Linked DNA regions of Homo sapiens: region 1 is linked to region 2. The links are chromatin contacts, found by Hi-C or POLR2A ChIA-PET in ENCODE. All regions are on one chromosome and are shown on one strand. Each heading gives the region's core, a stretch centred on a gene start or an enhancer-like site at or near the end of the contact. The rest is flanking DNA. Distances are from core to core; before and after follow the strand shown. Region 1 overlaps MBP (myelin basic protein). Region 2 overlaps MBP (myelin basic protein).

The links. A loop is a pair of places that touch in the nucleus more often than their neighbours do. ChIA-PET counts read pairs that join two places held with the same protein, here RNA polymerase II (POLR2A). Pooled maps may share reads with other maps.
Region 1: a loop to region 2 is called in a pooled map, with 2.2 times the contacts of the local background. The contact joins two enhancer-like sites. A Hi-C loop is called at or near these places in 2 of 168 maps with a recorded cell type or tissue (PC-9 and endothelial cell of umbilical vein) and 6 of 50 pooled maps. POLR2A ChIA-PET finds 5 or more read pairs at or near these places in 4 of 52 experiments (AG04450, H1, OCI-LY7 and 1 more).

Annotation. Positions count from the first base shown.
Region 1 is chr18:77,082,438-77,086,008 of GRCh38, reverse strand. The region is part of intron 2 of MBP (myelin basic protein); the gene reads left to right. Among named protein-coding and RNA genes, the nearest start is that of MBP, 49 kb to the left of the region's middle. Within about 2 kb of position 1,513, at least 6 of the 41 ENCODE cell types and tissues checked have a DNase peak (open chromatin) inside an H3K27ac peak, as active enhancers do.
Region 2 is chr18:77,011,661-77,015,145 of GRCh38, reverse strand. All of the region lies in intron 4 of MBP (myelin basic protein), which reads left to right. Among named protein-coding and RNA genes, the nearest start is that of MBP-AS1, 33 kb to the right of the region's middle. Within about 2 kb of position 1,250, at least 16 of the 41 ENCODE cell types and tissues checked have a DNase peak (open chromatin) inside an H3K27ac peak, as active enhancers do.

The sequences.
Region 1 (3,571 bases), core at 264-2,763, 71 kb before region 2:
CACTCTCTCTCTCCTTATTGCACTGAGGGCCGGGCGCGGTGGTTCACACCTGTAATCCCAGCACTTTGGGAGGCTGAGGCAGGTGGATCACGAGGTCAGGAGATCGAGACCATCCTGGCCAACATGGTGAAACCCCGTTTCTACTAAAAATACAAAAATTAGCCGGCGTGGTGGTGGACGCCTGTAATCCCAGCTACTCAGGAGGCTGAGGCAGGAGAATTGCTTGAAACCGGGAGGTGGAGGTTGCGGTGAGCCGAAATTGCGCCACTGCTCTCCAGCCTGGGTGACAGAGCAAGACTCTGTCTCAAAAAAAAAAAAAAAAAAACTTATTGCACTGATGCTCACATTAAAACCTGGTTTTTACTTAAGAAGATTTTATGTTCACCTTTCCAAAGGCCTGACTATGGAAAACAATCAGAAGATGAATGACAGTAAAAACATAATGGTGACACGTGGCATTGGCTCCGCGCTAGCTGAGCACCAGATACTGTCATGAGCCTTACATGAGCCCTAAAAGGGCCATGAGATCATTCAATGTTCACAGTGACCCTGTGAGATAGAAAATATCATTCTGCCTATTCCACAGTGGGAGAGAAACTAAAGAGATAAGAAGATTGGCAGGGCCAAGCTACACATTCAGAGAAGGGTACATCCTTTTTCTCTGTTACTGTCTTTTGAGCAAAGATCTTTCTTTGTATATTTGACCTATTGCCCTTCTACCACATCTGCATTATAGGACACAGTTCAATACAGAAACACATGTAGGCACAGGGGAATATGTTCTGGGGAATTAAGTAGGACTGTTTTTTTTTTAATTATATGAAACTAAAGGAAGGGTATTCACCATCAAATTAAGAAGATTGGAGTATTCCATTGCATTCCTCTGTTTTTAATAATGTGCAATATTCTTTTGAACTGAATAACGGCCCTTAACCTTACATGAATTAGCTTTAAGTGCATTTTATTCAAACTTGAAATTCACTCAACTATCAAACTCTTGTAGTAAAAGAGCCACACTGAATCAATCTCTCTCTCTCTCTCTCTCTCTCCCCCCTCCCCCTTCTTAATGTGATCATCCTTCTTATTTTACTTAACCAGCTGATGGAGCGGTGGCTTCCAGGAATAAATGGCAGAGTATTTTGTGTTCCTAAAATAGAAGTATGTCCAGTTACATAACAGACCTTGATAAACAGTCTGATGGTGACACTGGTTAATGTTTGCTTGGCTGTAATTTCTAGAAGACAGTGTTTAAATAATATTCTGAGCACATTTCTTTGTATTGTCAACCTAGATAACAAACAGAAAGACTCTAAAAAACCATGTTTATCTAGGAATTGCATTGCAATGGGAATACATGTGCCATGGTAAGCTATGTGTGCATTCCGGGAGGTGAGAGAAGACAAAGCTTTTTTAAGGAAAAATAAGGAGGATTATACATTGTTCTGACATAATGATCCTTGGCTACAAGGATCAATAGCAAGGGCGGTGCCAGCTGGAGGCCGGACAGGCAGTTGCTGGGCAACTGTCCTCACGGAAGTGTGTGTGTGTGTGTGTGTGTGTGTGTGTGTGTGTGTGTGGTGTGGTGTGGCGGGGGGGGCGGTGTTGTGATGGTCTTTTTGCAGGGTTGTGGTTTTCGCAGTCTTTTGTAGCAGCTCTTGTCATCAGGCATTTATTTATGCATGAAAATCCTCCCTTCGTGGCCTTCCCTGGCTTCATTTTTCAGCATTTTAACCTAAGTGACTCCATTTTGATTCTGACAAGCTTCACAGTACTCATTATTTACACACTGCCATCTTAATTACACTACAAAATGATCTCACAAAGAGTGTGGCTTTAAACTGAAAGGGCCATTTACTAATCTAAGTAATGTTGTCTGTGGGAAAATGGCTTCCTGAGTTCCCTCCAACATGTGGTTCCAAATGCCCTTTCAATAATGCTACAATGTTTCATTTTTAACTACCCATAAACTGAGCGTTTATGGGTTTTTTAAAAAAAAAAACAGCTTTATTGAGATGTAATTCAAATGACATACAATTCACCCACTTAAGGTGTACAATGCAGTCTTGTTTACTGGATACGTGCAACTATCCCAACAGTCCATTTTACAACATTGACTTCACCTCCAAAAGAAACCTGTGCCTTCTAGCAATCCCTCCCATCCCTCCTACAGCCCTCAGCAATCACCGGCTCACTTCTTGTCTGTAGGGTTCGCTCTTTCAGATATTACGTCTGAGTGGAATGATTTCCATGATCTTTAGTGTCCAGATTCTTTCATGTAACATGATGTTTTCAGGATTCATCCATGTTACAGCATATATCAGTGCTTTATTCTTTTTTATCTATTATATTAAAATATAGCTAAGTAATATTCCATTGTATAGATATACCACATTTTGTTAACCCATTCATCTGTTGGTAGATGTTTGTGTTTATACTTTTTTGGCTATCATGAATAACACTGCTATAAACAAAAACTCAAGTGCAACTTTTTATGTGGACACGTTTTTATTTCTCCTGTGTAGTTTCTTTAAAAACAAATCCTGAATTCTGATATACTCATGTTATCAAAAGTGCTTCCTGTGTTTTCCTCTGATACTATCAAAATTTGTCAAAACTTTGTCGAAAGAAAAGGTCAAAGAAAAGGGTCCTGGACGTCGTTGTAATTTTCCTCTGGGTCCTCAGGGTTGATCAGGAAGTATTTACTGAACCTTTACTCATAAACCCATTCAAATAACCACTCTAGGTGGGGCATGATGGCTCACGTCTGTAAGCCCAGCACATTGGGAGGCCAAGGCGGGCAGATCACTTGAGGTCAGGAGTTCAAGACCAGCCTGGCCAACGTGGCAAAACCCTGTTTTTACTAAAAATAGGAAAAAAAATCTTAGCAGGGCATGGTGGTCCCAGCTACTCGGGGGGCTGAGGCATGAGAATCGTTCAAATCCAGGAGGTGGAGTTGCAGTGAGCTAAGATTGTGCCACTTCACTCTAGCCTGGGTGACGGAACAAGACTGTGTCTCAAGAAAAAAAAAAAATACTCTATCCCGAAGCAGAATAGCCAGACTAGCAATTAGTTAAAGAGAATAGTTAGTCTCCTTAAATGTTAATTCCCCACATTTCAAAACCAGTCTGGGATCCTGGCACTGAACCACATGGCATTCCCTAGACCACCTATGACAGCCAGCTGCTGCAGGGAGGAAGGATTCTTCATCCTTCTGAGCCACATGGCGTCCCCCAGACCACCTGGTCCAGCTGCTGCTGCAGGGAGGAAGGATTCCTCATCCTTCTGAGCCACATGGCGTCCCCTAGACCACCTGGTCCAGCTGCTGCAGGGAGGAAGGATTCTTCGTCCTTCATGGTTCTTCCCTGAGCCGCATGCCCAGTCAGCATCTCACTGGGTCCTGGCTATTGGGTGCGCACTGGTGTGTACATGTCCATGCTTTCAGTACATTCACAGGATTGTGCAACCATCACCACAATCTGATTTTAATACATTTTTGTCAGCCCTGAAAGAAACTCCATACCTATGAGCAGCCACTGCCCAACCCCACCCGACCTCATCCTATTCCCCAACC
Region 2 (3,485 bases), core at 1-2,500:
TGTGACTTTATCTCAAAACAATATTGACACACATAGATGTTTTTCTTCCTTTATGGTAAGATTACAGCCTTTATTGTCTTAAATCTCTTATACTCTTCAATATTTTCAAAGAAAACATTCTAGTCTCAGAAATAGTCCATCTCTTTGCAAAACAGGGCTGGCCAATTATCAAGGACCCATAAAAATCAAAACACTTTCAAAAATTTTAAAAATAAAAATAATTTTCACATGATTGCTTTAGGAATTTTGAAGTATCCATTCTTTTCACTATGGAGTGTTGAATATAGAAGATTTTTTAATGAACAGGCTTGCCCTTTGATGCCAAAGGCAAAAAATAATAATAATAACATTTGCACGTGTGATCACAGAGCAGCTGTGAGGCATCCCGGGGGAGCGCACGCAGTGGGGATGTGATTGCTCCACTCAACTATTTTATCACAAAGTGTTGTAAACATGGGAGATGAAAGCTTAACTCTCTCTACACCCAGCTACAGACCCGCAATGGCCCTAAAAATCTGGGGTATTCATTGGGTGGGCTGCCATGGAGGAATTTTTGGTTTTGTTTTTATTTTTATTTGTTGTTCTGTTTACAAATCAGGAGAGCCCCTGTTTTTATATGCTAGGAAGGTCCTTGGGATAGGCCGAAGAGGTGTGCAAACGAGCAGTGGAAGGCCCGGGCCCTGTCTCTCAGGACCACGGCGGCCTGCCCCACACACAGTTCTGCTTCTCCCTATCTAGAACGAGGTTTTCCTGGCAGATTCCTGCCAGACTCTGAGTGGAGCCCCCCCATGACCCTATAAAAGGGGCTGTTTGTCCTCCTCCCACCCTCCTGTGCTCTTCCTCCCTCCCCTTGAGGGCACATGGCCGCTGGTACCACATGTTGGAGCGGCCGCCCCCGAGCCCGGGAATGCCCTAACAACACCCATGCTTGTGTTGCTGGGAGCTGACATTCAAGAAAAGTGCATTAAAAATTCCTTGAGAAGGCATATTCTTTTGAGAGCCGTAAATGAAAAGTGCATTCACGGAGAACATGCTCCTTTGTTGTGAGAGGAAAGAAAGGACTGTTGTTGCCTTTAAGGAACAGGTTTCCCAGTTCCCCGGAATGTCAGGGTCACATGAGGAATGGGTGAGCACTTAGGGCCAAGATTGTCGTGTGCTTGGCCCGGCAGCTTCTCTCTAAGTGACCTCTCCAGCATCACTCTGTGCCAGTGCTCATATCTGAGGCCACTTGAGTGTCACGAGGCAGAGCCTGGAAACATTAGCTTTGGAAACCGTTCCTTCCTTTTTATGTGGAGGAAGTAAGGTTTCACAAGACACCTAAGCTGGACATGGTGATGTGCCACTTGGATAGTTCCCAAAGCAGAAAGCAGCCAGGACATCCCAGTACCCCACTTCTCCGTGCCGTGTACTTTTAGGGAGGTTTTCGAAAGCTAGCTTCTTACCGATGATTTTGTCTATTTTTCTGTTTTATGTGAAAACCTTCATTTATAACCTGCTCTTCTCAGTGTTCTTCTATTCAGCATTCAGTATGACTTCTATGCCTCTAATTGCGACTGTATGGAGAAGAACTGTTTGTCATTCAGTGCCGTGGGATATAATCAGTCCTGTAAATTCATCAGAATGTTCTGTTGCCTGATTTTTTTTCCATTGCATTTTAATTTCATTAAACATATTTTAGTTCTACAGTAACCTAATTCCTCATTGTTACCATGAGATCCTAATTCTGTAGCTGTGTTCTGTAATCCCATGGGGCGTGTACCATTTGGAGACACATGAAGGATACAGTAGACAGCACGGAAGGCAGCAGCAACACACAGGGGTGTCCTCCCTCCCCAGAGCCCAGTGTGCACACAGAACCAAATTCAATCTCATTCATCGTGAGCTTGCATGGTAACTGATCCAGCCACTCAGTACCTCCATTGGATAAGAGATTTGGCCACAGATTCTTCTAGAGAAAATCCAAATGTGGAGGGTGCATTTGTTTCTGCACCCAAACAAATACCTTTTGAGATTTCTTATAGGCATTCCTCTCAAAGTCTCATTACTCTGATCAGTTATTGATCGGAGGCTACCCTGGCTCAGTCACCAGCTGCTCACTGTGTCCTTCTGTGGTCTCAGGAGCTGCAGTTGTTGCTGTTGTATGAATAGACGATAGTTAATTAGACTGGATGTGTCTGTACTGGCAGTGATTTTGCAACTTCCTCTGTATAAGCGATACATTTGTAAATCATGGGAATGTATTTGATGGTAATTGCCTGTGGTGGTTGTATCATGATTTAATTTTATTATGAGCTTTTGGCTTTATATATTTTTCTGCCTTTTTATGCATTCATTAAACAGTTTAACAGACCAAGGACAGTGTACTAATTGCATGCGAACTTCTTTAATTTGTCGTTTTTGGTTTGGTTGCCCCCACCACGTCAGTGTGCTGTGTTGCCGGCATTTTTGTGGCCTGGTGACACAGCTGGCAGGTAAGTGTGAGCACCCGAGCTCCTGCCCTTCTGTGTGGGAAGGTCACAGTTGCTCACTCATCTGCTTTTACTACACAGAGACATTTTACTGTCTTCTCTCACCTGACCTGTGCTTCTGTGTGGGAAGGTCACAGTTGCTCACTCATCTGCTTTTACTACACAGAGACATTTTACTGTCTTCTCTCCCCTGACAGTTCGGTGTTCTGGTCTTTCTATGGTGACTATTCTGATTCTGCCTGAAGTTTCTTGTGTTTCTCTCAAAGCATCATCCCGCAAATGTTAGGGAGGGTGGACGCTGAGCAGATCCCACTGGCAGGTGCTGTCATGGACACAGCCCGCCCCACCAGCATCTCCTGAATGAACGTGCACATGGGTGCCAGTGCCCACAGGGCCCCCCGGGAGCTCACACACAACGGGGGTCATGGGAACCTCGAGACACTGAAATGAGGGGATGGTGCTGGCTCTCTGAAAGATGATAATGAGTGTATGAGATGAAGCTGAAACTTGGGGTCTTTGAGAAATTAGAAACAAGAGTAAAGATAAGTGATTGGCTTGGATGCGGTCCTGCCTTTCATGTCCCATCAGACCCTCGTCTTAACTCATCTCCTCCCTTTAAACTCATTTGCATTTTAAAGCATTCATTTCTCTCATCGTTGATTTTCCTTTGATAAAAAGTCTGGACATTTGATAACAGGCAATTCTGATCGGTGAATTAGGAGCTTGGCTTGACATCTGAGGGAATAGATCATCCTTAGAAAAAAACACACAATAGCACTCGTGAAAATCACTTAGATATTGATACAAATTTAAGAAGTGTGGACATTTCCTATCAAACCCTGATTCAATGTTTTTAAAAGTTTTTTCCTTTATGGCTATCAGCACACTCTTAATGCTCTGAAATCATCCTACTTCATAAAAACGTAGTAAAAAAGAAGAAACAGCTAAAGAACACTGAACTCTCTTGAGGGAGCCCCATACAAGCGGGCTTAGCACACACAATTTCTCCTAAGAGGC